Linked DNA regions of Homo sapiens: region 2 is linked to region 1. The links are chromatin contacts, found by Hi-C in ENCODE. All regions are on one chromosome and are shown on one strand. The core of a region is the stretch at or near the end of the contact, and the rest is flanking DNA. Distances in the headings are between cores, read along the strand shown. Region 1 holds the start of MYL2 (myosin light chain 2). Region 2 holds the start of ALDH2 (aldehyde dehydrogenase 2 family member).

Region 1 (4,374 bases), core at 1-2,500:
ACTCAGGTCTCCAAACGGTGATGCTGGAGGGAGCAAAGGACATGACATGAAGTTTCTCCAGAGCCCTCTGGTACCAGTGGATCATAAGCGTTTGTGCATCTTGCAGTGGCTCCTTCACCAACTAGGAGAAGCCACAGGTGTGTCCCTGGGGATGGAGGCCACACCTTCAGATCGCCCCTGCAGGATCCAGCCACTTTTGTTCTGATGCATTTCACAAAAAGCTCAGTAATGCACAGAAGGAGAATTGATTGGAGGGAAAGAAAAAGTCAGGCTCACTAAGCCATGATGAATGCCAAGATGAAATGACAGTTCTTCAAGGTGTTAAAACCCAACTGCGCCCCACACCCCACAATTTTCCCTTGCTCCAAATGGCAGCAAAACCTCCTCTCTGAATGCTCCGTCCTTGCACCACATCAATAGGGCAGAGAAGAGCGAGTTGACCTTTCTTCCCCACCCCACTTCTCTCTGACTTTCAATAACAGCAAATGATTCGGTACTCTACATATGTATTATTTAATTCTCATAACCACTCTGTCAAGTGGATACTATTATTATCATCCCCATTTTACAGGAGAGGCAACTGAGGCTCAGAGAGGTTGGGTCACTTGCCCAAGATCACACAGCCACACACACAGAAGGCAGAGCCGGAGTTGAACTTGGGCGTTGAACTTGGGGAGTTGAACTTGGGCATTCTGACTCCAGAGTTCCTGCCTCTAACCACTCTCCCTCCTGTGCTGACCCTGATTTGGGGACTGCCCACTTCAGGAGGGGGACACCTAACCCAACAGCACAGAAAGAAAGGTTTTAAATTTGCAAGTTCAAAAGGTGAAAACAAAAACATTCTTTTTCCCAGCTGCCTGAACAAGAGAAAAGAATTACAATTTGATCCTTAAAAGCATTCAATCCCATTTTGCAAGTCCTGGGAGTTATTGATTCCTCGAGAGGTCAGTAGACAAGCCATAAAAAAGCCAACTCTCTTATTTTGTGTTTGTGAGTCCCCGAGAGCTGCTGTTATTTGTGGCCTATCGGGGCATTGATTGGGGTTCCTCTGTGCCCGCGCAGTCAATGGGGCTTTTTCCACAAGGGGCTGGAGGCTTTGAGGGCCGCCTTCCTCCCCCTCCGCCGTGGTCCCTCGCTTGTAGTGGCTTCCTCTCCTCGCCCACCCGGCATCATCACCTCCTGGAGCCCTTGTACTCACCATGGTGGAAAGGACCCAGCACTGCCTCCCGAGAAGAATTCCACACTCCGCCCAGCTCTCTGCAGCCCAGGAACAATAAATACTTCCTCCCCATGTTTAAAAATAACCCCATGACCGCTTTTGGCAGTCATAGGTGAGGCGGGCACCACCTAAGGCCCCCCCACCCCATGCCGTTCTTCTGAAGTAAGGGTGGCTCACTCGCCACTGGGTGACACGTGAGCCCCCAAAAAGGCATTCAAGGTTAAAGAGGCAGTAGCTGGGTCATGGTCACGGGGAGAGATGCTGCGCGCTCTCTGCGGTGCTTGGGCCGGGGACACTTGTGCTTGTCAATTTTGAGAAAAAAAATGGCAGGGAGAGGAGACTGCTAAAATGCTCTGTTTTATCAGCCTGGATCTGGCCTCAGGGTCTTTGCACCTGTGTGCCCTCTACCTGGAATGTCTTTCTGTCAGTCATCGCACGGCTCCTTCCTTCACCTCCTTCACTGCATCTTTGCTCATATGTCATCTCCTGAGTGAAGCCTCCCCGACCACCATCTTTAAAATAACCATGAAGGCTGGCACTGTGGCTCATGCCTGAAATCCCAGCACGGCGGGAGGCCGAGGCGGGAAGATTGCTTGAGCCTAGGAGTTTGCGACCAGCCTGGGTGACATAGGGAGATGCCTGTCTCTACGCAAAAGAAAAAAAAATAGCTGTGCGTGGTGGTGCATGCCTATAGTCTCAGCTATTCAGGAGGCTGGGACAGGAGGATCACTTGGGCCCGGGAGGTTGAGGCTGTGGTGAGCCACGATCACACCACTGCACTCCAGCCTGGGTGACAGAGCAAGACCCTGTCTCAAAACAAACAAATAACACAGCCACGCACCTCCTGCGCTCCGATCTCCCTTCTTTGTTTCTCTGCACAGCGTGAGGCAGTCCCGAACACTGCCCACAGTGCACTGACTCATTTTCTTCAGCATCTGTGGAGCGTCAGCTCAGAGGGCAGGGATCACTTTAGTTTCCCTCACCACTGACTGTCTCCCCAGCTCCCAGCTCATGATGCACACAGCAGCAGCTCAAAAATAAATATTTGTTGACTGAAGAAATGACAAATCTCATTGACTGAGCACTGGCACGTGCCGGACACTATGTGCTCATGGCTCCCACACATAATTTTCCAGCCACCCTAGAGGGTGGGGACCACCTCATCATCCATGCCCCCATTTTACAGATGCGGAAACAAAAGCTCAGAGAGGCGAAGTGAGCTGCCCAGGGTCACACAGTGATGGAGCTAGGCGTGGACCCCTCTGGAGGCCCCTTTGTCTCCAGAGTCCAGGCTCTTTAAGAGCCTTGAAAACAGCAGCTGCTCTCAGAATGCAAGGTGTCATTATATAATACTTTTACTGAAGACAGCTTTCCTGCTGGGTGCAGTGGCTTATACCTGAAATGCCAGCACTTTGAGAGGCTGAGGCGGGTGGATCACTTGAGTCAGGAGTTCAAGACGACCTTGGCCAACATGATGAAACTTGTCGCTACTAAAAATACAAAAATTAGCCAGGCGTTGTGGCGCGGGCCTGTAGTCCCAGCTACTCAGGAGACTGAGGCAGGAGAATCGCTTGAGGCCGAGAGGCAGAGGTTGCAGTGAGCCGAGATAGCGCCATTGCACTCCAGCCTGGGCGACAGAGTGAGACTCTGACTCAAAAAAAAAAAAAAAAAAAAAAAGGACGGGCATGTTGGCTCACACCTAGCACTTTGGGAGGCCGAGGCGGGTAGATCACCTGAGGTCAGGAGTTCAAGACCAGTCTGGCCAACATGACAGAACCCCATCTCTACTAAAAATACAAAAATTAGCTGGGCGTTGTGGCACATGCCTGTACTCCCAGCTACTTGGGAGGCTAAGGCAGGAGGATTGCTTGAACCCAGGAGGCGGAGGTTGCAGTGAGCCGAGATCGTGCCATTGCACTCCAGCCTGGGCGACAGAGCAAGACTCCATCTCAAAAACAAAGACCAAAAAAACCCCAAACTAAACCAAAACAACAAAAGATGGCCATCTTCCTGTGCCCTTAAAGACAGCCTTGGGATTCAGGGAGCAAGAACTCGGGGCTTGGAATCATTGTGGTTATTTAGTGTCCGTGGGTGGCAGGCCTGAGTGCCAGAGGCCACACCTCTAAGAAGGAGAATGTCCCTCTGCCCTCCCAGTAGTGTGGGTGCGGGGCTGATGGCTGAACCAGCATTCATTCCCCTTCATCGAGCCCAGCGCAAAGCAACAAATTCCCTTCCCTTGAGGTGCGTAAGTGCGAGGGGAAGATGGACAAGGAGAAAGTAAACAAATGCACAACCCAGACAGTTGCAGGCAGTGACGGATCTCATGCAGGGATGAGACAGAGGCATGGCAGTGGCCAGGTGACAGCCTCAGACAGGGGCGCAGGTGGGCTCCTCCAAGCAGAGTCTGCAAAGGGGGCTCCAGGCAGTGGGGACAGCACATACCTCAAGGCAGGGAGAATTTGGAGGCTTTGAGGAACAGAAGGCCCCCTGGGGCTGGAGTTTTCCAGAGCTTAAAAAAAGAAATCACTTTTCTTATTAGGTTTTCCAGAGGGTAAAAGGAGGTGAGACCTGGCAAATGGTAGCTATCACTCACTCCCCTTCTCAGGTGGAAAAATAATCTCAATTTGGGGGCACACAAACCCAAGGACCATTGATGGCTGTGACAAAAAAAGGTGTGGGTTTTTTTCTTCTCTGCAGTCCCACATGGGTTAGAGTTACCCAGGACACTCTTCTGACAGATCTTTAATAACAAAAGATGTGTTCATGTGTGTGTGTAGGCACATGCATGCACAGACAAAAACACGTCTGCACATGCATAGAGGCACACAGACACGTGCATGTACACGCATCCACATATGTGCAGTGCACACATCAAGAGGAGCTTTTCTGTCCAAGGTTCTCTGACAACACCAGAATAAATGTTTCCCTAGCTAATAGGCACACCATAGATTTTCGTTAAAACCCTGTGTGAGCAGTCAGTAGCTCCAACTGGCCAAGTGAAAAGGTTGTTGCAGCCACAGAAGATGTGGAGAGTGTATGATGGGGGGTGGGAAGCCCCGGGGTGGGGATTAGGATGGGCTGGGCCCCCAGAGTCGAGTGGGGGTGTGTGTCCCTGAGGGACACCTGTACAGCCAGGCCTCCAGAAGGGGTACTAG
Region 2 (4,450 bases), core at 251-2,750, 850 kb after region 1:
CGAGGTGGGCGGATCACCTAAGGTCAGGAGTTCGAGACCAGCTTGACCAATATGATGAAACCCCATCTCTACTAAAAATACAAAAATTAACCAAGTGTGGTGGCATGCGCCTGTAATCCCAGCCACTTGGGAGGCTGAGACAGGAGAATCGCTAGAACCTGGGAGGTGGAAGTTGCAGTGAGCCCACATGGTGCCAGCCTGGGCAACAAGAGTGAAACCCCATCTAAAAAAAAAAAGCAAGGCGCCATTGGGAAGGGGAAGTGGGGCCTGCATGGCTGAATTCAGAGAAGGAAGGGAGTCTTGGTTATCAGATTATCTCTGCAGCTGATCTCCAAACCTATTTCCCTTCTTCCTGGCACAGGGGCCACTCATTTCCCAGACTCTTTTGCATGGAGGCATGGTTGTGTGATTGAAATCCAGCCAGGCGAGCAGGCTCAGCCCACAGAAACCTCCCATGGGCCACCCCCATGCCTTTTCTTCCTCTGGTTTGTGTGGAATGGTGCTGAGCCCCCAGGGCGACTTTGGTGGAATCTGGTGTTGAAATCAGAGTCCCACCGCCGGGCGCGGTGGCTCACGCCTGTAATCCCAGCACTTTGGGAGGCCGAGGCAGGCGGATCATGAGGTGAGGAGATCGAGACCATCCTGGCTAACACGGTGAAACCCCGTCTCTACTGAAAATACAAAAAATTAGCCGGGCGTGGTGGCAGGCGCCTGTGGTCCCAGCTACTCCGGAGGCGGAGGCAGGAGACTGGTGTGAACCCGGGAGGCAGAGCTTGCAGTGAGCCGAGATCGTGCCACTGCACTCCAGCCTAGGCGACACAGTGAGACTCCGTCTCAAAAAAAAAAAAAAAAAAAAGAATAAGCAAATCATGCAAATCATCCTGTTCTAAACTCTGAACCGCTGCTTCCAAGACCGTCCCTGCCCTTGCCCTGGCCGCCTCTCTCCTTGTTAACTGGGCTCCATTCATTCTTTCCATTTCTCTAACACGTGCCAGGTGGTCTCATCTCCTGGCCTTTGCCCTTGCTGTTCCCTGTCATCATTCAGGTCTCACTTGTCATTTCCTGACCATGGTACTTATAAAAGCAGTGCCGTCTGCCCCATCCATGTCACCTCGTTCATCTCCTTCACCTCCGAAATGATCTCGCTTTTGGGTTTACGGCCGGTCTCTTCACCTGGAGCATCAGCCGGGAAGGTCAGGGTCGCCCTGGCTCGGGCCTGTTCACATTGGGGTCAAAGGCACACATTGGGGGCTCAACCAAGGCGAGCTGCGTTCGCGGGGCCGGGTCTTTCCGCACAGGCGGAGGGCGGTGGCGGGCGCGGAGGCGTCGCGCGAGCCAGGGGGCAGCCACGGGCCGGGGGTACCTAGCGCCACCCGCTTCGCTTGCATCAGCTGCGCGCCCCATCCCGAGGAATGGTAGAGGCAGCCCCGCCCCCGGCCCGCCCCCGCCTTTCCATTGGCTGCCGCGCGGGGCGGGGAGCGGGGTCGGCTCAGTGGCCCTGAGACCCTAGCTCTGCTCTCGGTCCGCTCGCTGTCCGCTAGCCCGCTGCGATGTTGCGCGCTGCCGCCCGCTTCGGGCCCCGCCTGGGCCGCCGCCTCTTGTCAGCCGCCGCCACCCAGGCCGTGCCTGCCCCCAACCAGCAGCCCGAGGTCTTCTGCAACCAGGTGAGCCCACCGGCCGGGCTCGCGCTTTGTTTTCCGGCCCGAGTCCCCCGCAGGCCCCTAGGAAGGCCCCGCGCCGCCGTGGGCCTTAGTGTACTCATCTGGGGCTCGAGGGGTTTGCAGAGGCTGACCTGGAAGCACATCTGCCCCCTCCTCTCCTGCAAGCATTTTAGCCCCTTCGCCGCCTCTGACAGTCCCCGTCCCATTTCCCCGTGACTTGGGCCCCCTCTCCGTCTTCGCCCAGCCTCGGTCTGTTTTCCAGGGCCAACTCTCGGGGTTCCGTTCTCCCCATGGTCCTTGCTTTCGGGTCTCCGCAGGGTCCCCACCCTCACCCACTCAGAAGACGCGACCAAGTCCCTCTTTGCAGGAACTTTCCTGTCTTTTCCTTAGTCATCCCCTTTACCCCCTGACTCATGCCCTCATCCAAGGAGTTCAAAAGGAAAAACCAGGAAAGAGGTGATTTGCAGCCACGTTCTCCAGTTCACCATGGGCGAGGCCACGCTCGGCTGCTTCCATTGCTGGGAGTAGGGAATCCTGGAGGACCTTCGGCCCCAGGGGGCCGACCCCAAGGGGTGTCTGCGGCTTCCAACGCCGGCTTCGACCAAACCAAGGAGGAGCTTTCCAGGATAAAACTGATTCCTGTGGTCCATTTATTGATTGCTCAATCAGTAATACTTTGGAATATTTTTTGTTTTGATCTTTGAGTTTGGTTAAAGTTCTAGACTTCACAGAGGCTGAAATTGGTTATGAAAGAGTTTGTTTTGTTTGTGCCAGTGCATGTTGGCTGCCTTCTCTGACTTAAGCTTTTTCTCCTATAAATGGAAAGGCGCTCTGAGGGTTAGGTTCACACAGGCCCTCATCAACCAGTCACTTCATAGTTAATCACAGCTCCTGTCCTGTCTGCACAGCCTTTGTGCAGCACTGTTCTAAGCGTCTACCTGTTTTGCAATTTAAGGTAATTTTTACAACAGCCTCAGTAGGAAGGGACTGTAATTCTCCATTTTACAGATGAAGAGACTGAGTCACAAAGAGGTTTAGTGACTCACCTAAAGACCAAAGTCAGTGGCATAGTTGGGGTTCACAGCTGAACTTCCAGGAGTAAGCCCCTAACCAGAACATTCCATGGTATGTTGTGACTCTGGGTGGGAACAAAGGGACCACCGATCCTCTGGGACTATTGCTGATTTGGGATGCTGTAGAGCTGGCTCCTAGCCAGCTGCTTTCAACAGCACACCTGCTGGTCTGGCCCTGAGTGTGGCTGCAAATCTGGATATAGGTGATGGGTAAAGGCACATGCGTGTGATTTTAGGGGATGTTACAAAGGTCATTTGCAAGGGAATTTTTAAAAGGATAAAATAAAATCTTTTGCATAACACAAGCTAAAAAGGCAGCAGCTATGGCTCCCTTGGCAGCCTGTGCAAGTTCATGCTTGGAAGACTTGAGCATCAAAAGATCTAGCAGAGGCCAGGTGCAGTAGCTCATGCCTGTAAATCCCAGCATTTTGGGAGGCCGAGGTGGGATGATCCGTTGAGCCTAGGATTTCGAGACCAGCCTGGGCAACATAGCAAGACCCTGTCTCTAGTCTCTACTAAAAAAGTAAATTAGTTAGGTGCGGTGGCACATGCCTGTAGTCCCAGCTATATGGGAGGCTGAGGTGGGATGATCCCTTGAGCCTAGGATTTCGAGACCAGCCTGGGCAACATAGCAAGACCCTGTGTCTAGTCTCTACTAAAAAAGTAAATTAGTCAGGTGCGGTGGCACATGCCTGTAGTCCCAGCTATATGGGAGGCCGAGGTGGGAGGATCACTTGAGCCTAGGAGTTCGAGGCTGCAGTGAGCTATGATTGGGCCACTACACTTAGTCTGAGCAACAGAACAAGACCCTGTCTCAGAAATGTCCTCAAGGAACAGCCATCGCCCTAGGAACCCTTCTGGCCACAGGATCTGATTAAAATCTTTATCCTTTATCACATGCAGATGAGGCAGCTGGGTCCAGATATGCACCCAGGCCCATAGGTAACACATCCTGTTCTCCAGATTTACTCTGTGGGTGTAGGCTGGAGGAGCCGAGTCAATTCCCTGTGGCTGCTTTTCTTTATCAGACTTTTTGAGATCATTAAAGTAACACATGCCCACTGTATAAAATTGCAGAGGACTGACTTACAACTCTCTGGACATGGTCAGTCAAGGTGATTCATGCCTGTAATTCCAGCACTTTGGGATGCCAAGGTGGGAAGATCGCTTGAGATTAGATGTAAGGCTGCAGTGAACTATGATTGTGCCACTGCACTCCAGCCTGGGCAATGGAGCAAGAACCCATCTCTTAAAAAATAAATAAATAAATAAACCTCTCTGGATACCCCATTTTACTCCCTCCAAGAGCACTGTGAACAGGTGGGTGTGTCTCTTGTAGACATTTTGTTTGCATTTACAAGTGCCTGCAGCAAGAGAGAGAGAGAGAGAATGCAAGCACACCAGACTTTTTTTTTTTTTTAACATAAATGAGATGCAACCACTTATATTCTGAAGCTCGCCGTCTCACTGAACAATGTACCTGGGTTATCATTCTGAGTACGTTCAGATCTCATTTAACCCTTTCCAAGGACCACAGAGCATTCTACTCTGGTGGCGCCGTGCTGGAACTGGACCTCTTAGAGCCCCCTGGGCTGTTTGCAGTGTGGCCTTATTGCTGACTCAGCAGGGAAGAGGGATGGTGCATACAGCAGTGGACTCTGCACCTCAGCTGCCTCATCTGTAAAATGGGGTAAAATGGCTGGGTGCAGTGGCTCA

What was found. Hi-C counts contacts between places; a loop is a spot of excess contacts on that map. Pooled maps may share reads with other maps.
Region 2: a loop to region 1 is called in a pooled map, with 4 times the contacts of the local background. The contact joins the promoter of ALDH2 here to the promoter of MYL2 in region 1. A Hi-C loop is called at or near these places in 2 of 37 single-sample maps with no recorded cell type and 4 of 50 pooled maps.

Annotation. Positions count from the first base shown.
Region 1 is chr12:110,919,329-110,923,702 of GRCh38, forward strand. MYL2 (myosin light chain 2) reads right to left here and starts at 1,251. Exons shown (of 7, transcript NM_000432.4): 1 at 1,199-1,251. The coding sequence starts at 1,201. RefSeq lists an enhancer at 1-2,059.
Region 2 is chr12:111,765,433-111,769,882 of GRCh38, forward strand. It overlaps ALDH2 (aldehyde dehydrogenase 2 family member), which reads left to right and starts at 1,501. Exons shown (of 13, transcript NM_000690.4): 1 at 1,501-1,664. The coding sequence starts at 1,551. RefSeq lists an enhancer at 960-1,729 and a silencer at 1,189-1,508.